Linked DNA regions of Homo sapiens: region 2 is linked to region 1. A link is a loop called in an ENCODE intact Hi-C map of the cell type or tissue named here. Cell type or tissue: Caco-2. All regions are shown on one strand. Each heading gives the region's core, and the rest is flanking DNA. Links, peaks and the distances in the headings are about the cores only.

Region 1 (4,553 bases), core at 262-4,261:
GCACTCCAGCCTGGGTGACAGAGCGAGACTCTGTCTCAAAGACTGTGACTTCAGGAGTTCAGGATAAGTTTGGGACAGTGGTGCTGGGCTAAGAGGAGGGCTTGGCAGGGCTCAGGAGGCCCAGGCCTGGCTGAGTGGAGAGCTGAATGCCTGGGGAAGAGGAAGAGGAAGTGATTCCAGACCTCATGCCTACCCTTGGATTTTCTCAGGACCGCCTCCCCCTTCAGAGCACACCAGTGCAACTTGCAACTGCCAGCAGTAGCATTTATTTGCCTGAGCCCTTGTTTTGCCTCTGGAGCCCATTTTGGCTATCCACATGGCAGGCCAGAAGTTCAGGAGCATCCTGGGAGAAGGAGCAGACCCCTGGGAGAAGCCTTCAACCAGTGACTAACAGGAGGTGGAGTACAGATACCACAGCTCTGTCACCCCTTGGCTTGGATAGCTGATGTGTACACCTTACACTGGCTTCCCAGCAGGCTTCAGCTTGTCACCCACAGTGGTAGCTGGCTTGACAAAACTCTATTGGTTGCTTTCCCTTTCTTGTCACACTTCTCCACTTCCCTATTGGTGTTTGCCTTCATCTCCCAAATGAACCCTCTCACTAGAGTATTTGTCACAGGAGATGCTTTTGGGGAAAGCTAAGAACTAAAACACCTCACCTCTTTCAGAAAGAAAGTTTCAGGCTTCTGGTGTAAATGCCCTCACACTTACAAGGTGGGCATGATGAGCAGGGAATCAAAGTGAAGACATTAGTTAGGTGGCCCAGATTACAAATATGCCGGCTAGCAAGCACCTTCTGTGGTACTTGGAAGAGAGTGCTTGGAAGGGCACTGGCTACCTTTGATTTCTTTCTCTGAGCTTGACGCTGACTATTCCTCTTCTATCCATACACTCTTTGTTGACACTGGGCACAGTCAATTGACTAGGATTCTGTTTTCTAAATGACCATCATATTCCGGCCTTGCCTCTCAAGATGATGCCAGGTCATCTTGATGGAGCAGCAAGTCTACCTAAGCTTTTTTCTTTTTGAGACGGAGTCTCGCTCTGTCGCCCAGGCTGGAGTGCAGTGGCGCGATCTCGGCTCACTGCAAGCTCCGCCTCCCGGGTTCACGCCATTCTCCTGCCTCAGCCTCCTGAGTAGCTGGGACTACAGGCGCTTGCCACCACGCCCAGCTAATTTTTTGTATTTTTAGTAGAGATGGGGTTTCACCGTGTTAGCCAGGATGGTCTCGGTCTCCTACCTCGTGGATCCGCCCGCCTCGACCTCCCAAAGTGCTGGGATTGCAGGCGTGAGCCACCGCGCCCGGCCCCCAAGCTTTCAGTGTTTACAGGCAGTCTCTTGGTTTATTTCCTGGAGCTAAAGATGTATTATTTCATCGGCCTAGCACCTTGTCCCTTCTAGGATCTGTCACATAATCCCCTATTTCAGCCATTTAATCCTGTGAGACCTGCCAGGTCCTTCAGTATAATTGAGGGTTATCTGCTAGCCATCCTTTCCTCCAGACACAGTTGCTTGAAGAGTACATGTGAAGTGGAAAACTGGAGACAAGAGTAATACCTAGGTTTGAGTCATTGTTTGGGTCCCAGCCCAAGGACATTGCTCCCCAGGGCACGTTGACACAATGTAAAGAATCTACATGGTGTTTCCTGTTGGGGGTCAGGGGTGGTTACCAGTAGTCAACCAGATATTGCATGTCTTGCACCAGAGGGCAATGCAGTGAGAGATGTATACAGGGGTCTCTGAAAACCTCACATTTAGGAAAAGAAAGCCTTTTAACCAAGGCCAAAAATGTTAAATGGCTTGCCCAAGATTTCACAGCTAGGAAGTGACAAAGCTGGGATTAAACCCTAATTACAGAGCCCATGGTCTTTACTACAGGCTTGTGGGTGGCAGAGGACCCAGTGACTGGGAGAGTTTTCACAGTGGAAGTGAAAACGGGTGAGCAGGATAGCAAGGTTTCCTGAAGAAGTAGATGGGGAAGGAAAAACAGCATGGGTCATAATATCCCTTAAAGATATAGCTTCAAGGACTTCCATGGCAGAAAAATTCAAGTTACCCAAGAGGTGAGCACACAGCTAAACTTCTCTTTTCCTTCGCTTCTTTGATGGTATCCGAACTGCTTTGAAGAGTTTCCTTGAAAAACAAAGCTCCCCAGATTGCATTCCTGGGGGCTGTCAAAGAAACTGTAATCCTTTAATAAGCCCTCCAGCACCTCTGGTATCTGGATACTCCGGGGACTTGGAGAATCCTTAACGTCTCTATTTTTTGGTTTGCCTTTTTCCTGGGACCGCCGGGACGCAGCGATCCATTTCGATATTGAAACTGTGCCAAGGCTAAGGCTTAGGTGGAAACAAATGGAATATATCCTTGTCACTGACCCGGCTTTGCCAGCATGCCCCCTCATCATCCCAAGTGCCCCTGTGGGCTTCCTCCCACCTGCCTGCCCTGCTTCCTTTACAAGAGGCTAAGCCGACACCACGCGAGTGTGTACGCGCTGGGGACTGAGCCCCCGAAGCGAAGCCCTGTCGGAGGAGTTTCAGGCGGGAGTGGGAACGGCTGGGCGTGGGGTCAGCAACGGCGCCACCCGGTAGGGTGGGGGGAGCCAGGCTTGTCAGAGCCAGAGCGCGTCACCGTCGCCGCGAGAGACGCCGCGCTGCCCAATAGGCAGAGGCGCTCCCTAGCAGCCTGGTGGGAGCAGAGATATAAAAGTGCTCCAACAAACCCGGAGCTGGCGTGCCGACCGCGGGCTGGTGGCGGGCGGCGCGGTGCTCCGCGCGTCCGGGCTCCCTGGCTCCTCGGGACGGCCTTGTATGCTGTGCGCCCCGCACCCCGGCTGCGCGCTCCGATCCCAGCGGGAGGGGACGCCCGGCCCGCAGGCTCCCAGGGGAGGGGTGGCTCCTGCAAAATGGTCCCTCACCTCTTGCTGCTCTGTCTCCTCCCCTTGGTGCGAGCCACCGAGCCCCACGAGGGCCGGGCCGACGAGCAGAGCGCGGAGGCGGCCCTGGCCGTGCCCAATGCCTCGCACTTCTTCTCTTGGAACAACTACACCTTCTCCGACTGGCAGAACTTTGTGGGCAGGAGGCGCTACGGCGCTGAGTCCCAGAACCCCACGGTGAAAGCCCTGCTCATTGTGGCTTACTCCTTCATCATTGTCTTCTCACTCTTTGGCAACGTCCTGGTCTGTCATGTCATCTTCAAGAACCAGCGAATGCACTCGGCCACCAGCCTCTTCATCGTCAACCTGGCAGTTGCCGACATAATGATCACGCTGCTCAACACCCCCTTCACTTTGGTAAGGGGCCCGCTGCCTGCCGCCCCACCTTCTGTCTTCGTCTCCCTTTCCTCTCTCAGTTCTCTGGCCTCCCTCTGCCGTTCTGCGTCTCCCTGTGGGTCCCCACTTCTCTCTCCACATCTCTCTTCCTCCTCATTTCTCCTCTCCTCTGCCTCTGTCTTCCTGTCCTAGTCTCTTTTCTCCCTCCTCTGTCATCTCGGTTCTTGTATCTCTCCTGTTTTTCTTAGTCTTTCTTTCAGTCTCTGTCTCTCTCTCTGAAGTCTTTCTGTCTCTCTTCTCTATCTCTCAGTGTCCTCATCTTTTTTTTTTTTTTTGTCTTTCAGCCTCCCTATTCATCTGTCTCTGTCTCCTCACCTGTTATCTCTTTTTCTTCTTGTCAGTCTCTCTGTGATTTTATTTTTCTATTCTCTCTCCTCTCCTCTCCTCTCCCCACCTCTCCTCTCTTCCTCTCTCCCCTGCCTCACTCTCTGATTTCTCCCCACTTTTTTCTGTCTCATCGCCTTATCAGCCAGAGCTTCTGCGGCGGTGGCATTGGGTCAATGGTTTGAGTGTCTGCAGCCAGCTGGAAATGAATGACCATTTCCTGTTTAATCTCACTGGGTCTGGGCTTGCTTGATAATTGAGCAGTAAATCAATGCCCCTGAAATGTCAGCAGAGATGATCAGGTCCCCCTCCCTCTGAATTGCAGCCTGTTCAGTGCCCAGCCGTACCCATGGGATACTGCTTTGTGCTACAACTGAAATATCAAACAATTGCTAATTGTTAATGGAACATTAAGTGCATTTTCCCAGACCACTTATTTAAAGTGCATTTCCCTTCTGTGGGTTGATAATGAGGCTGTGTTTGAGGTCTGTGTTGAGGAAGAAATGAGGGGAGGTGGGCTTGGGCCCCAGAAATCGGGCAGGCTGGGGGCATTTGCACATTGGCAGCTGATGGGATTCTTCCCCAAGCCCTGGCTACTTAGCGCTGGTGGTGTCCCGCTGTGACCGGGGAGTGTGGCTCTCATGGATGATTTGGGACTGTAAGGGCGATGACTGAGCAACCATAGTGACAGTTATACTGCATGTTTCTCTAGTGTGTTATATTTTTTCATTTTATGGAATAACTTTGTCATTTGAGTGATTACTAAAGCAATATCTATTAATCCCTCTCTGTCTGTCTCCTTGCCATCTCTCATACACAACCAGATATAACAGACAAGCAAAAAACACAGGATGAACCCCCACAAGTCCATCACCTGTGTGAACATCCTTCCAAATC
Region 2 (4,553 bases), core at 337-4,336, 220 kb after region 1:
AAAACTAATACAACATCCAAGGGTCCTGGGGTTGCCACCCTGGGAATAGCTGGTGAGCAAGATAGTCAAAGCTAGCACTTAGAGAGAATTTACTATATTTGTGATATGCCAGGAATGGCACTAAAATTTCACATGGCTCTGATTACCCACAATAGTAAGCTGTACTAACCATTGTACAAAGGAGTCCTCCTCTTGAGAGAGGTGAGCAGGAGAACCCATGTTTAGTAGCACATGGTTGCTGATCTTTTTTTCCCAAGCCCAGGCAAACAATCCTCAATCAGAAAGCAAGTGATTTGTGCTTTAGAAATTCCAGAATCTGTGGGCCCTTAATCAAGGACTCTCTTTCTTTAGTCACTGCCAGCTGGATTTTAGCAAGCAGCATGAAGCCTATGGAATTTTATGTTTCCAGCAGACAGCAATGAGCCTCAAGACATTTTGGAATGCATCTCCCATTACATCTTCCATGAAATGACTCTCCCTAAAGGGAAGGCAAGAAATATTAAGACATTTTTCATTACTTACTCAGTTTTATTTAGGTGGACACAACAGTGAAGAACTCAAACATGGTTTGACCTTTATCTACAGACACAGCAGCCTGGATTTTCAGCCTTTCATTCCTTTTAAATGAAAGTCAGCAGGCTCAAAATGCAGAGCTTGGCTAAGTCACTTCTGTGGAAATATGAAATATAGTAGTGATAACCACCAAGGGCTTTCAAATTCTTGTGTTCTTCTAAGGATCCTTTCCTAACACCATGATTTGTTCTCATCTTTGTGGAAATGAAACCAAGATGGTCTTAATTTGTAAAGTCCTTTTTCCTCTGTTGGCAGTCTTCTTACAAAGGATGCAGCAAAAAGAACACATTTTTCTTTCAAAGTTTTGAAGAAATATAGTCATTAAAAAGAATTTAAATTATGCCTAAAGCACCACTTTACAGAATACCATTAAATTGTAATTACGTGCTTTTAAAAAGCCAACTTGTTAAAGAGGAGCTGATGGTTTCAGTTTTTGTAGGGAACACTTGTAACACTGCAGAATTCTACAAGGGCTTTCTCCTCTGGTGGGCAGGGAAAAAACCACTCAAGTCATGAGAAACTTTTATAGCTTTCAGGAACTTGAAGAACAACTGCTGATTAAATTTCATGCTTTAGTGACGAAGTATTTTTACAGCTAAAAAAGGAACCCAGAAACATAATACATTTCATTTAAAGCAGGCAGAAAAACCAACCACAAATTAATATCTATTGTATTCCACATGGCACTATATAATCGTTGTCAATCGTTTTAAATGGTTTCACTTTATTTGTGAAAAATAAAGCCAAAATGCCAACAACTTCCAAGAAGGAACCATTTCATCATCTCCATCCCCTCAGATAAAACCTCAATTACTGGTAATTGTACATTTCCATCAATATCCCTTTTAAAGAGGTTTATTCTGAGGAATTACTGAGACCAGGAGCTTTAAAAGCTTCAATTTCCCTAATCACTGAGAGGCAATCTTGAACTTCTATTGAACTTGGAAAGCGGTCAAGACTCACTCCATAATAAGAAGTTAAGGACTGTCACTACTTAAGGTGGAAACCTATTCATTTGCAGAAATAGTCCTCTTTCTACCAAGAGGCTAATGAGCCTCCCCTCCCCTTCCCCTCTCTAAAATAAAATCAGTTTGCCTTCTAAAATCAAATAACAGTTGCCAACAAATTAGGATTTATCCTAAGAGTTTGTCCATTCATTTCAACAAACATTTGAAGAATGCCTCATCTGGGCCAGTCTCTGTTTTAAGCACTTGCGATATAGCAGTGCATAAAAATTCTCACCCTTACAAACCTTTGATTGACCCAGGACTGACAGTAAGCAAAACAAACCAAACACGAGCACATTTTAAAAAGGTGTCTAAAAACCTGCCTGATAGCTGAGCTAATTCTCATAGGCACAAACTGCCCTGACCTGAGCTCACTCTTGGACAAGCAGTTCCCACAAATGAAACTAAACATGCAAACCAGACCCACTGTACAGGTGGAAGTTTCCAGCTTTCTCACAGTACAAGTTTAAGGTAGGACGCAGCATTTTATAGTGTTACGTCCTTCCTCCCCACATTCCTGTGAGGCGGAACAAGAACAATTACTTGACCCTGGAGGAAGACGACGCCTTGTGGTCAGGGAGAGAACAGCAGTTCATGCTGGCTGCCTCGTCTTTCCAGGCCTGCTGCTGCCCAGGCTTCTACTGACCTTGTTAGGTCTGATTCTAGAAAATGAAGGCAGGTACTCAAAAGGTACAGTTCACCCAGAAGAATGTAAATGTGACTGAGCTAAGCAAACGTACAGCTGAGTCTTAGTGTTGGGGGAAGTAGCTTTCATGAAGGCAAAGGGAGCCCCATTCTCGGCCGTATGGCTTGCTCTTCAGCCGTTGGAGTGCAGCTTTTTCAGAGGCGTGGACTAAAATGACCTCCTAAGGTGCACTGAAAATGTTGGCTGTAGATCTGAGGAGAGGGTCCATAGCTATAAAAATATTTGCAAGGGGATTGTAACCCCTCGAAGTTTAAGAACCTCTATGTTGGAAGTCTCTGCCTATCCCTTTGTAAAAGTGAAGATGTGTTGGAACGCTGCTTTCACAGTACTCTATGTCCCTCCCAGTTGCAACAATGTTGTTTCCAGCCTGGTTCAGCAGCTTGCTGGTGGTTTACTAGGCAGACATGAGCCAGAAACAAAATCAGCAACCCTGGAGTGGTCATTTAGGATCAGTTTTGTCTCCTTTTACAAAGCAATGAGTGCTTTATAAAAGCATTTCTCCTCAGGAAACTGGCTCCTCAAAAGTCGTTCTCCAAGCCAGCAGCTCACAGTAGATGGATGAGTTTACCTGTCCTAATAATACTTTTTATTATAATACTTTTATTACTGATACTTTATTATAATACTTTTATTACTGATACTGATACCTAGTAATACTTTTATTAGATGAAATGTATCCCCAGGCCTCCACATCAGCCTTCTGGGGCCCTGACAGTTGTTTACCAGTAGCTCCACAACCTCCACAGGCTTGTTCTCTCATCCCTGTGAGGGAAGGTTCAAAAGGCAACTGGATTCCTTACTATTCAAAATCACTGTGACTATTTCACACAAACTTCAACCTAGAGGATTTGCAGCTAAAGAACCTTAAGGTGGTCATCTGCCTCTGGGAAAAATGATTACTATATTCTCAAAACCAGCAGTTACAGGAACTATAGGAGAGAAAACAAAAACAATGTGCCCTCTCCCAAGAACACAGAGCATTTGCTAGGAGTTTTCTGGCATAGCCTTTACTGTGGCTACGCTTTCTCCTCTTAGGCACCAGCCCATGTTTCTGCTGCCTTTTACTGGACTCTGAAGTCCTCAAGGATGGGACCTGCCTATGCATATCTGCACATCCAACTTGGTACTGGTGCCTGGGACATCACAGACCCTACTGGAGTTCAGAGAGTGGGAATGGCTTGGAGACTTCCTGGTGTCCTAAAATATCAATTTTTACCGTTTCAAAATAGAAATTAAGGATAGTCTACAGAAGATGAAGCTTTTTGTAAAAAAAAAATCATATCCTAGAAAATGTATCTCGTAAATCTTTTTAAATTTTCAAAAGAAACCAGTGTAGAAACTTGTGATGGAACATCTCAGATACGGCAATATAATAATTTTGCAAATTCCATTATTTAGGTTACTGCCATTTCTAAGTCACAGAATAATTCAACAGTAATAAATATCATGTAACAGAATAATTTAACGCACTGATTGCTACTTTGATATTTATCATCAGCTTTCCATTTCAGAAAACATCACAGAAGTACAAATAAAATCTGCTTTTCTGAATATTCCAAAAGGCAGACAGCAGCTTATATAATTTCCGTTCTTCAGAAAACAGTAATTAGATTATGTAAACAACTGTCCGTAAGAGCTAAAAGTAAACTTGGAGGTTCCTGAGGATTACTGAACTTATGCAACATGCTAACTTTCTAAGACTAAAACTGGGAAGTTCCACAGATGTTAAAGATTTTTGTGTGTGTGTGTAAAATGTGAACATAGGATCTATTTACATAGTTGGAATTGGGAACAGTTTTTAACATGTTCTGAATCAGCTTTAAATGTTTATGAAATAAGCTTACATTTGTCTTATCCAACCATTTATAATCTTTATTCTATAATTCTCCACCAGTGCTAGAATTTTCTTCCCAAATGGCCTCAATTCGGACACTGAATAAACGATAATGAATTTTTTAAAGCTGTGCTTAAATATAAACAAAATAAACCGCTAAGTTTTTCTGGCTCCAAGCACGCCATATGAAGCATGCCAATGTCACTTATGTGCCCTGATCACATTCAGGCAAAGTGTTCTTCACTTTAAATACTCCTGTGTTCCATTATTGTTTAAGTAAAATCCTATTTCAAATGCCTTTGATAACAGAGAAACCGCCTGTAGACAAACTCTTTGAAAGTGACTGAATTAATGTCTTCTGTGATGTCAGATTTCCCCACTGGGCTCTTTTGGAAGCATTCTTCCTGAATTGAAGTCACTGTGAATATCCTTT

The links. Peaks named below come from ENCODE experiments on the same cell type or tissue, not always from the same donor. Only the 100,000 strongest peaks of a DNase experiment are listed, where the experiment ranks them.
Region 2: it touches region 1 in a loop (3-fold over the local background); 39 of 110 quality-filtered maps call a loop at or near these places.

The regions. Positions count from the first base shown.
Region 1 is chr11:94,399,601-94,404,153 of GRCh38, reverse strand. It overlaps GPR83 (G protein-coupled receptor 83), which reads left to right and starts at 2,735. Exons shown (of 4, transcript NM_016540.4): 1 at 2,735-3,293. The coding sequence starts at 2,907. In Caco-2, for the core only: no CTCF peak of the experiment used is centred there; a DNase peak (open chromatin) is centred at 2,613; H3K4me3 peaks cover 1,315 bases; H3K27me3 peaks cover 597 bases.
Region 2 is chr11:94,181,551-94,186,103 of GRCh38, reverse strand. PANX1 (pannexin 1) reads right to left here. Exons shown (of 5, transcript NM_015368.4): 5 at 4,136-4,553. Among named protein-coding and RNA genes, the nearest start is that of PANX1, 55 kb to the right of the region's middle. In Caco-2, for the core only: a CTCF peak has its summit at 2,126; a DNase peak (open chromatin) is centred at 2,123.